2 separate regions of the Homo sapiens genome follow, and region 2 is linked to region 1. The links are chromatin contacts, found by Hi-C or POLR2A ChIA-PET in ENCODE. All regions are on one chromosome and are shown on one strand. Each heading gives the region's core, a stretch centred on a gene start or an enhancer-like site at or near the end of the contact. The rest is flanking DNA. Distances are from core to core; before and after follow the strand shown. Region 1 holds the start of ARPIN (actin related protein 2/3 complex inhibitor). Region 2 holds the start of ZNF710-AS1 (ZNF710 antisense RNA 1).

Evidence for each region. A loop is a pair of places that touch in the nucleus more often than their neighbours do. ChIA-PET counts read pairs that join two places held with the same protein, here RNA polymerase II (POLR2A). Pooled maps may share reads with other maps.
Region 2: a map of aorta shows a loop between it and region 1 (3-fold over the local background). The contact joins the promoter of ZNF710-AS1 here to the promoter of ARPIN in region 1. A Hi-C loop is called at or near these places in 61 of 168 maps with a recorded cell type or tissue (CD14-positive monocyte, Caco-2, GM20431 and 39 more), 1 of 37 single-sample maps with no recorded cell type and 34 of 50 pooled maps. POLR2A ChIA-PET finds 5 or more read pairs at or near these places in 9 of 52 experiments (CD8-positive, alpha-beta memory T cell, HCT116, HEK293 and 6 more).

The regions. Positions count from the first base shown.
Region 1 is chr15:89,910,242-89,914,962 of GRCh38, forward strand. ARPIN (actin related protein 2/3 complex inhibitor) reads right to left here and starts at 2,711. Exons shown (of 6, transcript NM_182616.4): 1 at 2,503-2,711; 2 at 503-578. The coding sequence starts at 2,594. It overlaps ARPIN-AP3S2 (ARPIN-AP3S2 readthrough), which reads right to left and starts at 2,711. Exons shown (of 10, transcript NM_001199058.2): 1 at 2,503-2,711; 2 at 503-578. The coding sequence starts at 2,594.
Region 2 is chr15:90,079,771-90,084,491 of GRCh38, forward strand. It overlaps ZNF710-AS1 (ZNF710 antisense RNA 1), which reads right to left and starts at 2,437. Exons shown (of 2, transcript NR_146321.1): 1 at 1,669-2,437. ZNF710 (zinc finger protein 710) reads left to right here. Exons shown (of 5, transcript NM_198526.4): 5 at 1-2,421. The coding sequence ends at 59. It overlaps IDH2 (isocitrate dehydrogenase (NADP(+)) 2), which reads right to left. Exons shown (of 11, transcript NM_002168.4): 11 at 3,275-4,583. The coding sequence ends at 4,496. RefSeq lists enhancers at 4,208-4,708, 4,709-4,721.

The DNA of each region.
Region 1 (4,721 bases), core at 1,461-3,960:
AGGTGGGGCTATTTGAAGGGGGAGTGGAAAGTCGGAACTAGCGCTCCGAAAAAAGACACAGGCTAGTACTGGATGGTAAATGCCAGGTGTACCCACAGACACCTGAGATGGGGTGGTGATACAGGACATGACCCCAGGAGGCTGAGAGGGCAAAGGCAGCCAGGACATCAACATGGGAACTGAAGCCCCAGACACTGTCAGAGTTTACATTCAGGCAAGACTGGGGTTTAGGGCCTGGTCTGCCTTCTCAGCCATGACCCAGGCTCTTCTGGCAAGAACACAGGCCCTCCCACCTGTCTGCTGCTCAACACAGCCTTAAACTATTCTTCCAGCTGGTGGTCCCATTTGGCTATAAATCTCCTGACCTACTTCCCACTTGCTTTCTAAGCCCATCAAGAATCCCAACTCATGGCACTGGAAGGACCCAGCACAAGGAGATGCCACAGTGGATGATGACCGTGAAGTCAGTGCCCTCTAGCTAGCACCGAGGAAGCATCCTCACCTTCCTGCCATGAGTGTCCAAGATGCTGTGCCGAGATACATCGATCAGTTCTCCCTCCAGCAGGACACCATTTCCCCTGGGGATGAAAGGGAAAGAAAGGATAGCCAGTTTTGTCAGTCCTCAGCAAATCTCACCCGTGTCTCCTATTTACCCAGCCCTGAGAAGGCTGGGTACTGAGCAGCTCCTTTCCCCGTGCTTCCGACATAGGGATCTCCAAAGGGTCCCAAAGGCTGGGGCATTGCCCAGATGCCAGGAGGAACCTTGTCAGGCTGCCCTAAGATCAAGCTATGGCCCCCTCCTACAAGGCCACTGGGAGTTACTGGAACCAGAGCCTCAGTCTTATCTACAAAATGGGGAGGAAAACAGCTGCCTCACTCTGCTCCTCTGATGTTGACACAAGATCATGTGTGTGAAGGTGTTTTGTAAGCTATTAAGTGATTACTAAATACAAAAGATTTTACTTTTTTATTGGTCCAAATGTGAGGGTAGGTATCTAAGCTGCAATAAACTATTTTCCCTTTCCACCTGTTTTTAAACACTCTCATATTCCTTTTCTCATTCATATCCAGGTGGTCATTAACCCGAGGAAATGGTTATTACTGAGAGGTGAAGAAACCAAAACTCAGAAGTCTGAGACTAGTCCAAGATCACACGGTCCTTCACTGAGGGGAAGTGGACCCCTGGCTTCTCGACTCTGGTTTTCATAAAAGCAGAACGTGGAGGCTTCCTTTTTTGCATCCACAGAAATGGAGAAGCATGGGGACAGCTGAAGATGACAGTGGAATAGGGATGGGAGTGGGAAGTGAAAACTCTACCTAGCTGGTCTCTATCCAATTCTTCCCCACCCCCCACAATTATTTTTCTAAATATTTAACTGACAAAAGACTGTATATATTCAAGGTGCACAACGTGATGATTTAAGTACACACTATGTAATGATTACCACAGATTAATGAACACACCCACCAGACCCCATGCTGTACATTAGGTCCCCAGAAATTGTTTATTCTATAACTGAAAGTTTGTACCTTTGATCATTACCCCATCCCCATCCACTATCCCCTGGCAATCACTGTTCACTGTTCTACTGTTTCTTTTCTTTTGACACAGTCTTGCTCCATCGCCCAGGATGGAGTGCAGTGGCACAATCTCGGCTCACTGCAACCTCCACCTCCCAGGTTCAAGCGATTCTCATGCCTCAGCCTCCCAAATAGCTGGGATTACAGGTATCTGCCACCACGCCCGACTAATTTTTGTATTTTTAGTACAGACAGGGTTTCACCATTAGGCTGGTCTCAAACTCCTAACCTCAAGTGATCCACCCGCCTCGGCCTCCCAAAGTGCTGGGATTACAGGCGTGAACCACAGCGCCTGGTCTGTTCTGCCGTTTCTATGGTTCAACGCTTTTATAGGTTCCATATACGAGATCACACAGTATTTGTCTTTCTGTATCTGGCTTATTTCACTTAGCACAATTCTTCAGCGCAGTTGTAAATGGAATGGTCCCTTCGGCCTCATAACCCTGTGACGACAGGGCCTGGCCCTCCAAATCCTCCTCACCCAGGCAGGCCCTGCTCTGGACCAGCCCGCCCGCTGTTCCCGCCACAGCACGGCCACTGTCCCTTCTGGGGCAGGGCATGAGTCTGTGCAAAAGCAGCGCGGCAAGTAGCTGGAGTTTATAGTTACGCGGGTGGGGTGGGGCCGGAGGTCGGCGTGAGGCGAAGCCCAGCCTTCGGAGACCTGTCTGGGGGTCGGGACCCTCTCTCGAGGGCAGGCGGACAGGCGGGGAGCTTTAAGCCGATCTGTGTCATGGGGTCGCTGGGCGGGCGCGGCGGCAGGGGCGCCGGGAGCGGCGGACTGGAGGGGCGGACTGAAGGCGGAGAGGCGGCTTTGGCAACCCCAGTTTTCCCCCACCCGCATCCCACCCCCCCACCCGATCCTGTTGCGGGGTTCGAGCCGGGGCAGGGGAGGCCGACCCGAGGCCGTGAGCCCAGGCCTACCCCTGGTGGGCGGCGGGGTCCCAGGCCCCTGGCAGCCGGACGCTCTGCACCGCCTTGTTCCGGAGCGCGCCGTCGTGGTAGATGCGGCTCATTCTCCCGACCGCCCGGGCACCCCGGCACAGAGCCGGCGCACTGGGCTGGGGGCGCGGCGCGGGAAGTGCTGCAGGACGCGCGGGGACCCGCGATTCCCAGCCGGCGGATCCGGGAATGGCGCGGCCCGGCCCTCAGGCGTTCCTCGGCGGGATTTAAAGGGACCGAGCTCCATTCCTGCACGCCAGGCCGCGCGCGGCAGGAGTTGGGCTTCCGGGAGGACCCTGGCTGGGGGCTTAGCACAGTGGGGCAGAAAGGCCATGCTTTTCTCTTGTCTCTCTCTCTTCCTCATTCCTAGAGGAAGATCCCTGCCCCAGCACACGCACAAAAGGGAAATTGAGGCCCCAAGATCCTATTATAGAAGATCCTTTGTAGGATCAGCCCGGGAAGGATGGGTTTCTGGGAAGCAGGAATGGAGAACAGCCACTGGGGAGGATTGGGTGGTCAGCTTAGAAGCTGTCCATTATGCCCCGCCCGCGGCCCTACAATGGCTGAGTCAGGTATCCCAGGGATCTGTGACGAGGGAGCTGGGGCATGGGTGTCGGACCAAAGACGCCTAAGTTTGAATCCCAGCTGTGAGCTTGGGCAAGCTCCTCAACCTCTCTGAGCCCATGCTTCTTCGTCTGTAAAATGGGGTCAGTATCAGGGGGATTGTAAAGTTTAATGAGCTCACCCTTTCTACAACATAGCATTGCCCTCCCTCCTTCTTCCTGCACAGCTCCTGAACTCCTCCCTGGCCCCACAATGCCCTTTGCCCAAGTATGTCATAGTCCGCAGGTGCATTTTCCAAGCCTGGTACAGAAGATTCTTCTGACCCTGGGATTGTTGAGGAATCTTTGTTCTTTTGTTTGGCTTCTTCGTGCCAGGCCTCGGGGCAGGTGGGCCCATTCAGGGAGGCCAGGTGTACCCCGGGAGAGGGGGCGGCATTTAAAGGGGGTGGTGGCCAGGCAGGTGCCTAGGAGTCTAGCATGAGCTGTCAATGTTGGAAGAAGAAAGCACCCTCTCCCTTCCCTGCTACACACACACACACACACACACACACACACACACACACACAGACAATGACTTTCTTGGGTCCTAGGCACTTTTGTTTTCAAAGGACCCTTTCTCCATTAAAAATTTTTTAAAAAATTATTATCTTACCACTGGGTTGGCATAAAGATGAATATATGAATTATATATATATATATATATTTTTTTTTTTTTTTTTTTGAGACAGTCTTCCTATGTTGCCCAGGCTGGAGTGCAGTGGTGAATCTTGGCTCACTGTAACCTCTGCCTCCCAGGTTCTAGTGATTCTCCTGCCTCAGCCTCCTGAGTAGCTGGGATTACAGGCACTCACCACCACACCCGACTAATTTTTGTATTTTTAGTAGAGATGGGGTTTCACCATGTTGGCCAGGCTGGTCTCAAGCTCCTGACTTCATGTCACCACCTGCCTCTGCCTCCCAAAGTGCTAGGATTACAGGCCTGAGCCACTGCTCCCAGTCTAAAGTGTTTTCTTCAACCTAAACATATATTTTTTTTTCTGCATCCAATCATCCATTACTAAACATATTTTTAGGAAGAAAGAGCACCTGTAGTCCCAGCTACTCAGGAGGCTGAAGTGGGAGGATCACTTGAGCCCAGGAGTTTGAGTCCAGCCTAGGCAACATAGCGAAACCCTGTCTATTAAAAAAAATTAATGAAATTAAATTTAAATTTTAAAAGAATAAAAACATTTTGTGGACCGCTAAAAGTATGATGGGCCTAATGGATGAGTCAGCCCCACTCCTAGCTGGCCTACCTGGCTGCCCGGTGTATGTCTGAGAAGGAAAAACATAGAAAAGCCCTACTGGAAAGCCCCTCTGGGTAGAACTGTCCTTTGGCCCTCTCTGCTCAAAACCCTCCAGCTGCTCACAGCCACCTGGCTGGCATGTCCTCCTCCTCTTTCCCTTTTCTGTGTCACGTTCCCCCTCACTGTGGCTCCAACTGCACAGCCATCCATGGTAGCCACTAGCCACATGTGGCTACTTAAATTTCGATTCTAACTGATTAAACCTAAATTAAATGTAAAACTCAATTCCTCACTTTCACTAGCCACATTTTTAAGTGCTCAATAGCAACGTGTGTTTAGCGACTACAAGACA
Region 2 (4,721 bases), core at 1,187-3,686, 170 kb after region 1:
AGGCCAGTGTCCTCACTGAACAGGCCATGAAAGAGATGGCCTACTACAATGTGCTATAGCGCAAGCTGGGCCACCCCTAACGGGGGCCGGGGGCGAGGGCATGGGGGTGAGACCCATGGGCTGCAGGCTGCACCTCCTGCAGCCGAGAAACAAGCTACTGCCCCACTGTTCTGAGCCCTCCCTCCCCGAGTCATTTGCACCACTAGGGACCTTTAGACCAAATGGAGACTGTACTACTGGCCCCGGCTGTGAGCCAGCACAGGCCCAGGCATCCCAGCAAGGGAAGGAGAACACGCGAGGCCCAGATCTGGGTCTCCCTGGCCTGCTTCCGTGGGGAGTGGGAGAAGTGGGGCCACTGGGGACAGGTCACAAGGGCACCGGCCCTCGGGGTCTCTCCAGGCCCAGCAGAGCTCTTCAGGGGTCCTGACACTGGAAGAAGAGACCACTTGAGCCATGTCTTTTTCACGGCCAACTCCTGCCTCTAAGGATGTCTGAGCTCCCCTCTGGCCAGTACTGCCCACCTCTACCTTGTCCAGGCCCCCTTCCCCGCCCTGTCGACGGACCGCCAGGCAGGGCACTCTGCCTTCTACCTCCCGGGGTCTCCCATGCGCTCCTCAAGCCAGGTGTGCACGTGGCCCTGGCCCTGGCCTGCAGGACAGCTGGGGGGCACCCAGCCCCCAGAAGACCCCTGTCCTACATCCCTTTCTGGAAGTGAGTGTCCCTACAGTGGATTGCAACACATGTCGTCCACTTCGACCCTAGCTGGAGTGCCTCACCAGGGGGCCCCACTAGGAACAAAGCCAGGACAGGCCCCGCGTCAGGCACACACTAACAAAACCAGAAGCATGGGGCAGGGCAGGGCGGAGTGAGGGCATCACAGGGGACCAAGAAGGGCTGTCCTTGGGGGAGGCCCAGGACCACCTGTCGGGGAGGGGGACCGCAGTCATTTCTCATTCCTCAGTGTCCACCTTGCGACGGGGATAGCCACGAGTCAGCAGCTTCCCGGAAAGAGCAACGTATTTTAAAAAGGAAAGTAAAGCCCACAGAGGGAAATCAAGGGTTTTTTTGAGCAAAGGGGGTCTTCTGAAGGTAACTTATTATTTTTTTCTTTCCAACTGTGTGTCACCTATGACCTTTTCTGATGGAGATGCATTTTCTTTTTCCAAGCGTAAGCTTCCTAATGTGCTGTGCGTGCTTCCTACCCACCCACCCCGAGCAGCCTGGCCGGGCAGGACTGGGGCTCCATGGGGACTGTCACCCTGGCCCTGGAGGTGCAGCCGCTGGCAGCAGCCTCAGCAGGCTGGGGTGGGAGGCAGGAGAAGGCAGAGCTGGGAAGCCCTCCACCCCTGCCTGGCTCCTGCAGTCGCTGACTTGCTCTGTCCCATGTCCCATCCTCGGCTGTCAGGGCTGCTGACTCTGCTCAGCCAACAGCTAGCTCCCTCGCTCGCCTGCTCTCTTCCCCTCTGTTCCCACGCCAGCTCCTGCCCCTGGAACCAGAGATGACAGGCCCAGGGCAGTGAAATAGCACATTCAGGAACTCTAGGGCACCCGGACCCCCCCACCCACTTGCCTCCTGAGGCCTCAGTGGGGAGGGGCAAGCAGGGGTCTTCCCCAAAGGCACAGATGAAGCCACTAGCTTCAGCCTAGAAACCCGGAGAAGGGAACAGCCTGCGGTGGGAGGAACCAATCTGCAGCGCAGCCACCCCCAAGGCTGGATCCTTAAGTGAAGGACCAAGCCAGGCCTCAGGGTGACTGTGATCAGGACTGAGGGGTGGACAAGGTGGCCCAAGTATGGCTTCCAGACCCCGAAGCCCCACGACCTCCCAGGTGCCCGCCATGATGACCCTCAGGTGGCAGTGACCCCGTCACTGTATAAGACATTTTCTCCTGCTGAGCAGAAGGCATCATCCCCTGCAACTACCTCTTCCCACGTCTTTCTCCCCTGGTACCAAAAAGAACCCTGTACCTCTCCTCCTCCTCCTCCCTCCTGCCAGTGCAGTGGCCTTGGTCTTGGAAACTGAAGGGAGAAGGTCTGGCCCCCAGGGTGGGGCTCTCCTTTCCCTCCCCCAGCCCCGCCGTCAGCACTGGCCCTCTGTGAGGTTCGATACTTGAACGCCCCCTGCCCTGTGCCTTGGACCTGGGCAAAGCTAGGAGGAGGAAACAGCACAACTCACAGTTTGAGCTGGGGGGTGGTCTTGGCAAGGCTCCTGTCTGTACCCCTCCCTAACCTTCTCAAAAGAGGTGCACAGCCTCTCGGGTGACTTGGAAACTCCTGGACAAATTCCATTCTAACTTATTTTGACATGTATACAAACCAACTGTTTAGAGATTCCACTTGTGCAAAGCCCTACTGTGTTTTTATGTTCCTGTTTAAAAGAGAAGTTTACTTAGCAATAATTATAAATAAATGAATATTCTTTAGTGAGGTGACTGCAAATGCTTCTTTCCCCAGCTCTTGGGGACCTGGCCCTCACTCCCAGCAGGAACTCCCAGCAAAACTTCCCAGCCCCACACAGCAGGGCTGCACTCTCCCAGGGCCCGGGGGAGGCTGAGACCATCCTCTGCACTGGAATGGCCCCCTGCAGGGCCAGGCGCCTATAGCCAGCTGCCCCGGGCCCAAGAGAGTGGTGTGGGCCACGGCCCCTGTATTCCCACCACTTGCAGAGAAAAGCTGCTTCCCCTCCCTACCCACCCACATGGCTTCAGGAAAGAAGCCAGCTCCCGATGCCAGGCTGGGCTTCAGAGGCTGCGTTCTGCAGAGCTGCCAGCCCCGTGCTGGTGACAGGCAAGAAGAGGCAGGAAGCCTTGAGCTTCCTCCCAGGGGCTGGGCCTGCTAGAGCCAGCAGTCCACGTTTCTTCTTATAGCCCTGAGAGTTTCAGGGCATTACTCAGGAAAAGCAAGCGGGGGGTCACCAGTGTGGATGGAGGGCTAGAGCCCTTCCAAAGCCACTCAGTCTACCGCAATGGTCGGGTTTCAGGAGCCATAGGAGTCCCCCCAGTATTTAGGAAAGGGACTTTGTAAGATGGGGTTTTGAGAGATGGGGTCTCACTCTGTTACTCAGGCTGGAGTACAGTGGTGCAGTCATAGCTCACTACAGCCTCAAACTCCCGGGCTCAAGTGATCCTCCCACCTTGGCCTCCCAAAGTGCTGGGACTATAGGCATGAGCCACCACACCTGGCCAGGACTTTATAAAGATTATACAACTCTTCTCCAGGACATTTTAACACCAAAAAGAAGAAGCTTTGCAGAACTTACTATGCAGAGGACAGTCCTTTTGATTATATGTAGCTTTAGAGCAACTTTTATTTTTCCTTTTTACATGGGGCTAAAAAACTTGCATAGAGCAATTTTTTTTTTTTTTTTTTTTTTTTTTTTTTTGAGACAGAGTCTTGCTCTGTCACCCAGGCTGGAGTGCAGTGGTGCAGTCTCGGCTCACTGCAACCTCTGCCTCCCAGGTTCAAGCCATTTTCCTGCCTCAGCCTCCCGAGTAGCTGGGACTGCAGGTGCGCATCACCACGCCTGGCTAATTTTTGTATTTTGAGTAGAGATGGGGTTTCACCATGTTGGCCAGGCTGGTCTCGAACTCCTGGCCTCAAGTGATCCACCCACCTCAGCCTCCCAAAGTACAGGGATTATAGGCGTGCGCCACTGTGCCCGGCCGAGAACAATTTGTCACAAGCTTACTTTTCTAGTTTTGCCAATGCATGGTGAAAGTGAACCCAAGCCTGGGAACTGCAGGCCTAGACAATGCAGGGCCCTTGTTCACACACACCCAAGCCCCTCCAAACTCAGGCAGCCTTGGAAAGGAGAAGTGTGAGGCAGGTGTGGGTAGGACCTCTTTTTAGTACCTAGAAAAAGGCTAAGAAAGTGGCCTGGAGATGTTTAGAAGGTTAAAACCAACGAAGAAAAAAATCAATGACAACCTATCAGGAACTGATTGACTCTCAGAATGGAGAACTGGACACAGAAACTGGATCATGCTAGAAAATTCCAGGGAACCCACAGGCCTGTGCCCTGAGTGTCCGAGAACTCCGCAGTGGGCCCCTGTGGAATGCGGGCTCCCAGGGCTGCCTGGTCCCTTCCCTGCCGTGGCAGCCCCTTCCTGAGGTGCTCTGGTCTGCCCCAGGGGAACCTGCCAGCTCTAGCAGGGCCTCTGCCTCAGGGTCCCACTACCTCCTCCCCTCAGGGACAAACACAGCAGACAATTTTGTGAAGAGCTTTTTAGTAGCTAAATATGGCACCATGTGTTCCAAGGGCAATATAAATTACAGTATGCAAAACATACTGACTGGCTGAGGTAAAACGCACTGCTCCTGCCTCACGTCACCATGAGGGGAAACACACATATGCTTTTAAAAACATCTGGCTTATAAAAAAACATCCCCTAGAAAGGCCTCCAGAGAGGGGCTGTGAGGCTCACCCTCTGCCGCGCTCAGGAGGACCCGCCGGCTCAGCCCTGGCCCCTCCACTGCAGCCATGGGTGGCGCCTCCCCCTACTGCCTGCCCAGGGCTCTGTCCAGGTTGCTCTTGATGGTGTCGAGGAAGTCCGTGGTGTTCAGGAAGTGCTCGTTCAGCTTCACACTGCAGAGAGAGCACCACTCACATCAGGGGTGGCTCCAGGCCTTGCCAAGGCCATCAGCCAGGCCCTTCCAGGGAACAGCCTGAGCTTGGGCATCAGAACAGCCATCTCCTGCCACCCAGACTACAGGCCAGAGGCCA